Linked DNA regions of Homo sapiens: region 1 is linked to region 2. A link is a contact called in ENCODE Hi-C or POLR2A ChIA-PET data. All regions are on one chromosome and are shown on one strand. Each heading gives the region's core, a stretch centred on a gene start or an enhancer-like site at or near the end of the contact. The rest is flanking DNA. Distances are from core to core; before and after follow the strand shown.

Evidence for each region. A loop is a pair of places that touch in the nucleus more often than their neighbours do. ChIA-PET counts read pairs that join two places held with the same protein, here RNA polymerase II (POLR2A). Pooled maps may share reads with other maps.
Region 1: a loop to region 2 is called in a pooled map, with 9 times the contacts of the local background. The contact joins two enhancer-like sites. A Hi-C loop is called at or near these places in 4 of 168 maps with a recorded cell type or tissue (Caki2, PC-3, endothelial cell of hepatic sinusoid and 1 more) and 8 of 50 pooled maps. POLR2A ChIA-PET finds 5 or more read pairs at or near these places in 3 of 52 experiments (WTC11, activated CD8-positive, alpha-beta memory T cell and activated naive CD8-positive, alpha-beta T cell).

What each region holds. Positions count from the first base shown.
Region 1 is chr2:10,651,024-10,656,705 of GRCh38, reverse strand. NOL10 (nucleolar protein 10) reads left to right here. Exons shown (of 21, transcript NM_024894.4): 12 at 2,159-2,225. Among named protein-coding and RNA genes, the nearest start is that of NOL10, 36 kb to the left of the region's middle. RefSeq lists an enhancer at 1,551-2,750. Within about 2 kb of position 2,450, at least 3 of the 41 ENCODE cell types and tissues checked have a DNase peak (open chromatin) inside an H3K27ac peak, as active enhancers do; they include PC-3, where a contact is called at or near this core.
Region 2 is chr2:10,490,489-10,496,226 of GRCh38, reverse strand. No RefSeq gene overlaps it. Among named protein-coding and RNA genes, the nearest start is that of ODC1-DT, 44 kb to the right of the region's middle. RefSeq lists enhancers at 2,326-2,465, 2,516-2,625, 2,636-2,685, 2,706-2,765. Within about 2 kb of position 2,491, at least 8 of the 41 ENCODE cell types and tissues checked have a DNase peak (open chromatin) inside an H3K27ac peak, as active enhancers do; they include PC-3, where a contact is called at or near this core.

The DNA of each region.
Region 1 (5,682 bases), core at 1,201-3,700, 160 kb before region 2:
AGCGCAAGTGCCCGTCTATTCCGTGGGGGCTGCCTGTGCCCAGGCACACACGCTGCAGACAGCCCCTCACAGTTCAGCTGCCTGTTGAGTCTCTGGCTTTCTGGGCTGTTACTTTGGTTTTTTAAATTTCATTTTGTTAATTCCTGAAGTATGGGTCTTACTTGGCTTCTTTTCCTTTTTTCTCTGGATCTGTCCTGGAGACCAGAGCTGTGTTCTACATCCCTGAGGCCCTCACCTAATTCATAGGTTCTGGTGACTTTGTTTATGTTACAGAGAAGAACATAAAGAAAAGACAGGCTTTCAGTCTTTCTAAATTCTTGGAAGAATTGCCCTGATGATTGCCCAGGAAGTGTCTATGCTGTCTGCTTTGTTGGCTTTGAGTTTGAAGGATTTTGAGGGCTTTTTTAAGGAAGATTCATGATCTTAGACCAGAACTTTCTCTGCTCTTTTTCTGGCAATTCAAACTAATTGATGTTAAAACAATATTTATTTTTAATACTACAAATGCATATGTTTTTATTCTTAAAAATTCATAAAACACTGGTAAAGTAGAAGTTATTTATCCTTGACCTGGCTTTCATCCAACCAAAGGGAAAGACTGTTAGCAATCTGGATGTATCTTTCCAGACCCTTTAACTTCTGCATAGTTTCCATCATGTGGATTATTATCACCTTTGACACCTTTTTGTCATTGTTGTTCCGTGCCATTATAATTCCTTTCCCTTTGCTTCCTGGTTTCCCCTCTTTTCCTTCCTCTTTCAGTGGGAACTTGAGAAGAACAGCAGGTAGCTGTGTGAATTTCACTGTTAGTCTTGGGTTAGGACTTGGCCGTGTTCTTCATCGGACACAAACCATCTTGTCTGTGCTCTAACACTGCTCTTTTTCGCCGTGGGCACTTAGTCCATCCTAGTGTCAGACTTTGCATAATGAGTTACAAATGCAAGAGCTGGCAGAAATTTTCAACATCACTTCTTGAAATCATCACACTGTAATTGCTACAGTAAATTTTATTTTGGCATTTTTTTTGTTTCTTATGACTAAAGACTTCCTCTTGACTAACACCCACGTTACTTGGTTTTGCCTGACTTGCTTACCTTGTTTATCTTTCTCATCACCTTTTTCCACACCCACCTTCTTAGCATCTTTTTCTTTTACTTTCCTTCTCTTAATTTTTAAAAGATAAAACACTTTTCCCCAACAGTTAAAATAGAAATGGTTTAGCCCTAACTACATAGTAACTAACACTTAAGTATTTGTAGGATTTCATTTTGTATTTCATATCCATTGTCTCACTTGATCCTCCTCGAAACCTTGCGGTGCAGGCATGGCAGTGTTGTCCTCATTTTCCATGCTGGCCATCTCTCTCCTCTGATTGGTTTGTTTTCTTTTCTTTTTTCCTTTCCTTTCCTTTCCTTTTTCTTTTCTTCCCTTCTTTCCCTTCTTTTCTTTCCTTTCTTCCTTCCTTCCTTTCTTTTCTTCCTTTCTTTCTTTTTTTTTTTGGGCAGAATCTCACTCTGTCGCCCCAGGCTGGAGTGCAGTGGTGCTATCTTGGCTGACTATAACCTCCGCCTCCTGGGTTCAAGCAGTTTTGCCTCAGCCTCCCTAGTAGCTGGGATTACAGTTGCAGGCCACGATGCCCGGCTAATTTTTGTGTTTTTAGTAGAGTCGGAGTTTCACCATGTTGGTCAGGCTGGTCTTAAACTCCTGACCTCAAGTCATCTCCACGCCTCAGCCTCCCAAAGTGCTGGTATTACAGGTGTGAGCCACTGCTCCCAGCTGTCTTCCGATTTCTTTCAATACAAGTTAAGCTGGGTACACTTCACAGATTATGAGAGATTTTTTTTTAAAGTTGATGCATAATTCAAACTTCATCTTTTCTTGCCATGTTGACATTATCTTTAAAATGTTGTAATTTTTCTTTTTTTTGGACAGGTCACTTCTTCTCCTTAGGCCTGTTTCTTCATCTATAAAATGGGATTTTTTGATAAATTGATAAGATAAATTCTCTAAGATTTTTAAGAATTTAAATTTTGTATTTGAAGTAGGCTATTTTATTTCTTTACATAGGAGTAGATGGTTGAGTTACAGCTTCAGTTTGACATTGCCAAAGTTGTTGTTCTTTAACTTTTAATACTTCGTTTTTGCTTGCTATTTTTAGGGAAAAATATTTACTTCCTTGGAGCCAGAGCATGACCTTAATGATGTTTGTCTCTACCCCAACTCAGGTATGCATTCTGTAGTGAACGTTCAGTGAGACAAATAAAAAGATGCATTCTGTAGTGAACGTTCAGTGAGACAAATAAAAAGGCTATACTTTTTTAGGTTTTAAACCCATTTTATTTCTTAAGATAGAATTTGGCTTTGTCAGCACAATTCTTGGATATTTAACTTACTTAGAAGAATTAAGAGCAGGAAGTGGTGTGGATGATTCAGAAAATGGCACTCTTAATGACTCAGTGCTCAGCCCGCCCAGCTATTAGTGGAACGTGGTAACAGCATACAGGTAGGAGGCAGGTGAAGTGCTATTTTAGTGTGCTCTTTAGCTCTTTTATGTGATTAGTAATAGTGTGTGGAAATTGAGGGTAGAGATTTGGAGAAAGCTAGATTGCCTGATAATACACAGATGGCTCATGAAGCCATAGGTTTTGTAAATTCTAAGTTGTATGCTATTCAGCAATTTACATGTTAGGTTTCAAAATTTAACAGTGCATTCAAGGCAAATCTGTGAAGAATTTCAGAGTATGGGAGAAAAATGAGAATAGTTTCTACTCTGAGGGCAGAGGTACCCAGATCATCTTGATAGAGAGAAGTAAGGCAGAGCGTGAGAACTCCTATCACATTTGTGCAAAGAGTACTTTGACAGCTTGCTGGAGAGAGAGAGCTTTTACCCTGTGACCACCGAGAGCGGAGCAGTGAGAAGATTTTGCTTTGCGTTGAGCTGGAGTGCCGAGTGAGATTTGGTTAGGTGGAGTTGGGGGGCTGAGGTGATTCTCATGGGAGAGCAGTCCAAGATGACCAAAAAGGATGGGCACAGAGGGCTCGGTTGGGGTGGGGAGGAGTGTCCTGTGCCTGAGCTGTGGTGGCTCTGGGAAGGCTGAAGTGGGAGGCAGAGAGTGGTGGGTGGTAGAGGGTTGGGCATGATGTGCTAAATGTCTTGGGCTCCGTGTGCTGTCAGAGAGGACTTGTTCCGACTGTGCTTTCAGAGGCAGGTCTACCCACTGTGCAAAGGGTAGATTGGTTTTGGACAAAAGTGCCTTGGAAGTAACTGATATTCTGAGCTGAGATGGGGAGCACAGGTGAGAGAGCAAGTTTGGAAAGATTATGGCTTCTTTTTCTAACGTGTGAGGATTAGGAGGTGACAGGACAGTGGCAGTATCTGGCACTATCTGGCTTCCCATCAAAATCATCTGCACAGCTTTAAAGGTACAGCTCCCTTGACCTTATACTAGGTGTACTCACTCATAGTGTCTATGGAAAGGGCTTAGAAATGTGTGGTTTTTTTTTTTTTTTTGAGTTGGAGTCTCGCTCTGTCACCCAGGCTGGAGCGCAGTGGCACAATCTCTGCTCATTGCAACCTCTTCTCCTGGGTTCAAGCGATTCTCATGCCTCAGCCTCCTGAGTAGATGGGACTACAGGCACGCACCACCACGCCTGGCTGATTTTTGTATTTTTAGTAGAAACGGGGTTCCGCCATGTTGGCCAGGCTGGTCTTAAACTCCTGACCTCAAGTGATCCGCCTGCCTCCACTTCCCAAAATGCTGAGATTACAGATGTGAGCCGCCGCGCCTGGCCAGAAACGTGTGTTTTTAACACACTTCCCGGTGGATTCTTAGGCGGCAAGCCCTGAACCGATCCGCAGACTTGTGCTTGGGGGGCGTGTCTGGCGTCCAGTAGAAAATGTGGTCTTGGGGTAAGCAGGTCTGTAGATAGAAAGTTTTGCGATTATCCCAGAAGTGGTGGGAATGAATGAGATTACTGATAGGGAAAGCTGGGAGTGAGATAAGAAGTGAGCAGGAGCTGGTTCATTTGGGAGAATGAGGGGGAGGAGCCAGCTGAGAAACCGGATGGGAATGGACAGAACGACAGTGCCAGGCCCCACGGTTTTTGAAGTATGGAAGAGATTCAGTGGGCACTGCTTAGCAACTACTAAGGATTACAGAAGTTGGGGCAGGAAGGAAAGAACTAAGATTGATTGCATGCTGCTGTTATCAATCTGGATGATGGATGCTGTAATACAAACTTATTTAATATTTTATAACTGTGTAGTCAGTGGTCCATGGCTTTTTTTTTTCTTTTTTCTTTCTTTCTGTTTTTTTCTTACCTCTTAAGGGGTCAGAAAAATTGGGTAATTCATTCAGGGTTGGTCACCCAGCTGGTGTGTGGCAGAGCCTCATTTAGAACCCAGCCTTCCTGTTTCTGGTGCCCATGCTGTTTTTTCTTTTTTCTTTTTTTTCTTTTTTTTTTTTGAGACAGAGTCTCCCTCTGTCCCCCAGGCTGGAGTGCAGTGGCGCAATCTCAGCTCACTTCAACCTCCCCCTCCCGGATTCAAGCGATTCTCCTGCCTCAGCCTCCTGAGTAGCTGGGATTACAGGTGCCCGCCACCACGCCCGGCTAATATTTGTATTTTTAGTAGAGACAGGGTTTCACCATGTTGGTCAGGCTGGTCTCGAACTCCTGACCTCGTGATCTGCCCGCCTCAGCCTCCCTAAGTGCTGGGATTACAGGCGTGAGCCACTGCGCCCAGCTGCCCATGCTGTTTCTAATTGCACACTGCTCTCCCAAGAAAGATGAGAAACCCTGGACTTTATAATTTGCATTTCATCTGTAATAGTTGAGAGAATTTTATTATAATCATGGGAGTAAAGTGAAATTCTGGTGAGTTCAGGAATAGATTGCAGCTGAGGATGCTGGGTCCTAGTTAGGGTATTGAAATGACCTACACCAGGGTCTCGGTTAAGTAGGTAAGTGAGTAAATCAGGTGGAGCTGAGGTTGGGGCAAGGGTGACGAGCAGGGATAGTGCGACTGGGGGAGTGACAGTTTGAAGGGCACAGAGAGTTGGGAGAGAAAGAGTCTTACCTTGGGCTGTACAGTTTGGTAGCCACTAGCCACTCGTGGGCATTGACATGTACTGTGAGTATAAAATATACATTGGATTTAAAAGACATTCTACGAAAAAAGGATGTAAAATAGATCATTAATAATTTTCTATTAATTACATGTTGAAATGAAAATATTTTAGACCTGTTGGATTAGTAAAATATATTAAAATTAATTTTACCATTTTTAAAAATGTGGCTACTAAAAATTTTAAAATCACATATGTGGTTCACATGCTCTTTCCATTGGACAGTGCTGGTCTAAACTGGGAGAGCTTCAACCCTTGAGGATGCTGGTAAGGTTTAGTAGTGCTTGTGCCTGGCCCAGTGTAGCGGGGATTGTTGAGCCTGGTAGGCTGCCTCAGTTTTTCCATTGTAACCAAGGATATAGAAGCCCAAAGAGACACCTGCTGAAATGAGTGCCAATCTGTTGGCCCCCGCAGGCTGTGTGCCTAAACAGCTTCTCCAGGAGGCAGGGCTGGAGGGTGGACTCTTGTGGGCAACTTGATTTCTCAGGTCAGTTTTTGTGCATCTCTTCCCCCACCTTTAATGGCTGTAAAGATCTCTTAACCCACAAAGGGTGTG
Region 2 (5,738 bases), core at 1,242-3,741:
TTGGGTGGGCCGGGAGGTCGGATAAGATTCAGAAAGTGAAATTGGCAGGACTAGGGTGGGATCAGATGGAGGTGGGAGCAGGACTCTGGACCAACCCCCAGTTCGATTTGCAGAATCTGAATGTAGGGAGGGAAAATGTAGGATGCACCCCCAAGGCTGAAGGGCTGAAAGCAAAGCTCCCGGGGACCTGCTGTCAGGACTTTCCAGGAGGCTGATGTGCAAGGTTCAGCCATGGCTGGAAATGGGGGTTCGGGTTGTGAACGTGGAGGTGACAGCCGGGGAGCAAGTGGGTCATTCAAGAAGAACCTTGACAGAGGAACAGAGGGCAGTCAACGGCACCCCATCATAAAGGGGGGTGGGATGGGAAGGGGAGAGCCACACCGTGGAAGCAGCATGGAAGAGAGGGTCAGGAGGCGGGCGTGCCTGCAGGATGGGGCCGGGGCACAGGGCGTTTGCTCAGCAGATCTGGCAGCAGAGCCATCGCCGGAGGTGCTGCCCAGGGAGGGCTTATTTAGGATGGGCTGAGTTTACCGGCAGAGGGGTAAAGCCGATGAGAAGATAAGATATAGGAAAGGGCAAAGCACTGAGGAGTGGGCTGTGAGCAGGAGCTGGAGGGTCTGGGAGTGCGGGGATCCCCGGTGGCTTGTGCAGGATGAGCAAACGAAGACTCCGCATCTTCACGTGCAGCACAGGGTAAGACGGCTTCCTCAGAGTGTGCAGGGAGTGACTGAAACAGAAGCACACTCAGCTTCAAAGGGCCGAGCATATCAAGTGTAGGTGAGGATGGAGAGCAACTGGAGCCCTCAGCCGCTGCTGGCGGGTGTGGAGAGGTATAACCGCTCTGGAGAACAGTCAGGTCCAATCTACACCTGGCCTATAACCCAGCCACATTCCACTCCCGAGTGTTTACCAAGACATGAAAGCTTATGTCCATGCAAAGACTGGTACACGGATGTTCCCAGAAGTTTTATTTGCAGTAGCCCCAACTAGAAACAACCTAAATGCCCATCAACAGACAGATGGGTAAGAAATTGTGGTCAAGACACGCAGAAGGATAATACTCTAAAGGACAGAAGGAAGAAAAGAAGGAAGGGAGGAAGGAGGGCGGAAGTGAGGGAAGGAGGGATGGAGGGAGAGAAGGAAGGAAGGAAAGAAGGAAGGAAGGAGGGAGGGAGGGAGGGAAGGAAGGAGGGAGGGAAGGAGGGAGAGAGAGAGGGAGGGAGGGAGAGGGAGGGAGGGAGAGGGAGGGAGGGAAAGAAGGAAGGAAGCAGGGAGGGAATATCCCCACCCATAGCGGGGAGGCTGACTTTGCCTAACTCTGCACCCAGAGGAAACCCCTCTGGAGGACAGTGGGCAAATCCCATCCCTCTTGCCCTTCCGTGACCGGCATGTGGCAGGCACGGGGAGCCTTGTTAACCACGGTGACTGATGACGCAGATGTGGGACAAGCAGGGAACGCCAGTGCTGGGCTCCCAGGTGGGGAAGCAGCTCCCTCCTGCGGCCTGCCCCTCACCTGGCCCACCTGCAAGGCTCTGTGGCCAGTTGGGCCCCTTCCCCAGCAGCTAAGTGGATGCAACCCTGGTGGGGTTTTACCCCAGCCTGGCTGGCCCTTGCCCTCGACTGCTCTTCCTTGGGAACTGCTGTTGTGCCTCTGGTGTGGATTGGTCCTGGCCCGCCCCAGCCCTGGCCTCCCCGACTGGCTTCCGAAGACATGTCTGTGACCTGTGATCCATAGGGGCAGGCTCAGCTCATGGGGTTTTGATCCAGCTGCTGGACTTCCATGGCCCACGTCTGGAAAAGGCCCTGGCTGTCCACCCACAGCCCCATCCTTCTGCAGAGCCCCCACCCCTCTTGTCCTGACTGTGGGGCCCACCCATGTGGCCAACATCAGGTCCGAAGACCTGGGTTCTGTTCCCAGCTCCACCAATTCTAAGTTGGCATTCACGAACTTAGAACAGACACGTCACCTCTGTGAGCCTCAGTTTCCTTGCTAGGTCATTGCTGAGCGGGGGGCACGGCCACTCACGGAGGGCCATTGCGTGGTGGTAAGGTACACATGTACGGAAGGGAGGGTGACTCTTAGACAGCACCAGCCTCAGTCCACAGGCACTGGCCTCAGTCCACAGTCTTATTGTGCCAAGGGTCGGTCTCCGTGACTCTCACCGTGGCAGCCTGCACGCTGTTAGAAGCTGGACTCATCTACTTTGGATTGTAGCCAGCTCTAAGGGTCTCATTTGTGACGTGTGTGTGTTCTAGAGACAGCTTGAGTCCACAGCACAGTCCCTCATTCTGCAAAAGCAAAGCTGGCTCAGCCTCACTGCCTCCCTGGATGGCTTATGGGTGAATCAGTGGGACGGTTTACAGGTGCTGTTGAGTAACCATCCTCTCGGGGGGTTCCCCTCGCTCCAGGATGTGGCATGCAGAAAGCTGCCGCCCCGGCATGAGCCTGGCCCCAGCGTCATCGCCCAAGTTGTGTAAATAGCCAGCCAGTGAGGCATGCAAAGGGTAGGGGCTGCTGAGGCAGAGGCTTCCGGGGAGAGGTGGCACAGGGCCGGGGGCGAGAAGCGCTGAGGCTCCTGGAACTGTGACTGGTGGTTCCCACGCAGGGCCAGGCTCTCCAAGGGCCAGTTCTCATATTTGGTTGTTGATGTTTGGGTATGGAAATGTCAGCCCAGGGAAAGGCAGGCTTGCCTCCTAATGGACAGAGTTGTTGCCAGGGATGAGACACCTGCTTCCTTGTGGTTAAAGGGCTTGGCACCTGGGAGGCGGCACAAGACTTAGGCCTAGGAGGATCATTCATGATCAGCTGGGTCAGCAAATCCTTGACTGAGCACCTACTATACGCTCATGAGTGTGTCTCTGAATCCATTGTAAAATTACAGGGTTTTAGGGTCAGAAAGGACTCATAGTCATCTAGTCAATCCTGCCTTCCAAAGCCTGTGTGTGAACAATCTCTCCAGTAGCTCTCCTGGGCAGTGGCACAATCTCTGCTTTGTTAAATACTCCCAGCGATGTGGAACTCACTGCCACTGGAAGTAGCTAGTGCTGTCTCATAGCAGCTTTTTTTTTTTTTCTTTTTTTGAGACAGAGCTTCCCTCTTGTTGCCCAGGCTGGAGTGCAATGGCACGATCTCAGCTCACTGCAACCTCCACCTCCTGGGTTCAAGCGATTCTCCTGCCTCAGCCTCCTAAGTAGCTGGGATTATAGGTGCCTGCCATCATGCCCAGATAATTTTTTGTATTTTTAGTAGAGATGGGGTTTCACTATATTGGCCAGGCTGGTATCAAACTCCTGACCTCAGGCAATCCACCCACCTTGGCCTCCCAAAGTGCTGGGATTACTGGTGTGAGCCACCGTGCCGAGCCAGCAGCTTCTTATTCTAAGGAAGGATTTTCCATACCCAAGAGTTTTGATGGAGCCTACAGAGCCGCAGGTTCCTCATCTACCTGCCAGTCCTCCAGGTGTTTCAACACAAAGCCAGTGCTGCTGCTTCTCCCTCTCACTGTCCTTGTCAATTGAGATATAATTTATATACCATAAAAGTGCTTTTAATGGGTACCGGTCCATGGCTTTAGAATATATTCACAAGGTGCTGCAACCATCACCATGATGTGATTCCAGATATTTTCATCGCCCCCAAAAGAAACTCCTCACCACTACCTCCACCCCAGCTCCTGGAAACCAGTGACCTACCTCCTGGTCTATAGATTTGCCTATTCTGGACATTTCATACAAATGGAATCACAAAATATGTGGCCTTTTGTGTCTGGCTTCTTTTGCTCAGCATAATATTTTCAAGGTTTATCCATGTTGTAGCAAGTATCAGTACTTCATTCCTTTTCATTGCCAAATAATATTCCATTGGATTGATCGACCACATTTTTTAATGCATTAATCAGTTGATGGACATTTGAGTTGCTTTTACATCTTGGCTATTATCAATAATGCTGCTGTGGATGTTTGTGTACACATTTTTGTGTGAACCTGTGTTTTTAAGAATGGCATTTTTGGCCAAGTGCAGTGGCTCACACCTGTCTCCTGCCTCAGCCTCCTCAGTAGCTGGGATTACAAGGGTTCACCACCACGCCCAGCTAATTTTTGTATTTTTAGTAGAGAGAGGTTTCACCATGTTGGCCAGGCTGGTCTCAAACACCTAACCTCAGGCAATCCACCCACCTTGGCCTCCCAAAGTGCTGGGATTACAGGTGTGAGCCATCATGCCTGGCCAGTATTACATCTTAAATGTAAGCTATCACTTAATCTAAGATCACATAGATTTATACCTAAGTTTTCTTCTAAGAGTTTTATAGTTTTAGCTCTAACATTTAAAAATTTTTTATCTTTTTTTGAATTTTTAAAATATGGTGTGAGGTAGGGGTCCAACTTCATTCTTTTGTGTGTGGCTATTCAGTTGCCTCAGCAACATTTCTTGAAGACTGTTCTTTTCCCCATTAAGTTGTCTTGGCAGTCTTGTTGAAAATCAATTGTTCATACACATATGAGTTTATTTCTGGATTCTCAATTCTATTCCATTGATCTATATGCCTATATTTAAGCCAGTACCAGACTGTCTTGATTATAATCACTTTGTAGTAGGTTTTAAAATTGGGAACTGTGAGTCCTCCAACTTTGCTCTTCTTTACCAATATTGTGTTGGTTATTTTGAGGCCTTTGAATTTCCATATGAATTTCAGAATCAGTTTGGTCAATTTCTGTAAAAGGGCCATCCTGATTTTGATAGAGAGTACAATGAATTTGTAGATCAATTTAGGAAGTATTGCCAGATTAACAATTAAGTCTTCCAATCCGTAAGCATGGGGTGTCTTCCTCTTTATTTAAGTCTTGTTTAATTTCTTTCAGCAATGTTCTCCCTTTCACTCTTGCCACTCCCAGCCTTTTCCTTCCAGCAAAACAACTGTAGTTCCCTGAGGGAACACGCAGGACATGGGGACAAGCCCCTCAGCCTCCAGCTGCTCCTCTGAACTTGCTCCTTGTTGTCCATGTCTCTCTTACAGGGTGGGGCCAAGAACCCCTGAGCACTGAGCTCTGAGTCTGGCCTTGATGTTGGGGGAAGACGACTGCCCCCTGGGGCTCCCCCATCCCTTCAGACACCATGCAGGCCTCAGGTAACCCACTGCTCCTGGCCCCAGCATGCCGATGCGGCATTTCCCTGTCTGTTTCCCTCAGGACACTGTGAACTCATTTGAGGCAGTGACCCAGGCTCAGCCAGCTCTGCACCTCTGGAGCGTAATTCCAGGGCTTCTATTAATGTTTGTGGAACAAGGCAACTTCCTTGTTCTGGATCTAGATAACACTGAACTTTGCCTGTGAGTACACTTGAGGCTGACTGCTCCATGACACGGCAGATCTTATGACAGATCCCGGGAATAAAAATCCCTCTCTCAGCCGGGCTCAGTGGCTCATGCCTGTAATCCCAGCACTTCAGGAGGCCAAGGTAGGTGGATCACCTGAAGTCAGGAATTCAAAGACCAGCCTGGCCAACATGGTAAAACCCCATCTCTACTAAAAATACAAAAAATTAGCCAGGCATGGTGGTGCATGCCTGTAGTCCCAGCTACTCGGGATGCTGAGGCAGGAGAATCGCTTGAACCCAGGAGGTGAAGGTTGCAGTAAGCCAACATTGCGCCACAGTACTCCAGTCTGGGCGACAGAGTGAGACTCCATCTCAAAAAACAAAACTAAGAATAATAAATAAATCAATAAATATCCCTCTCTCT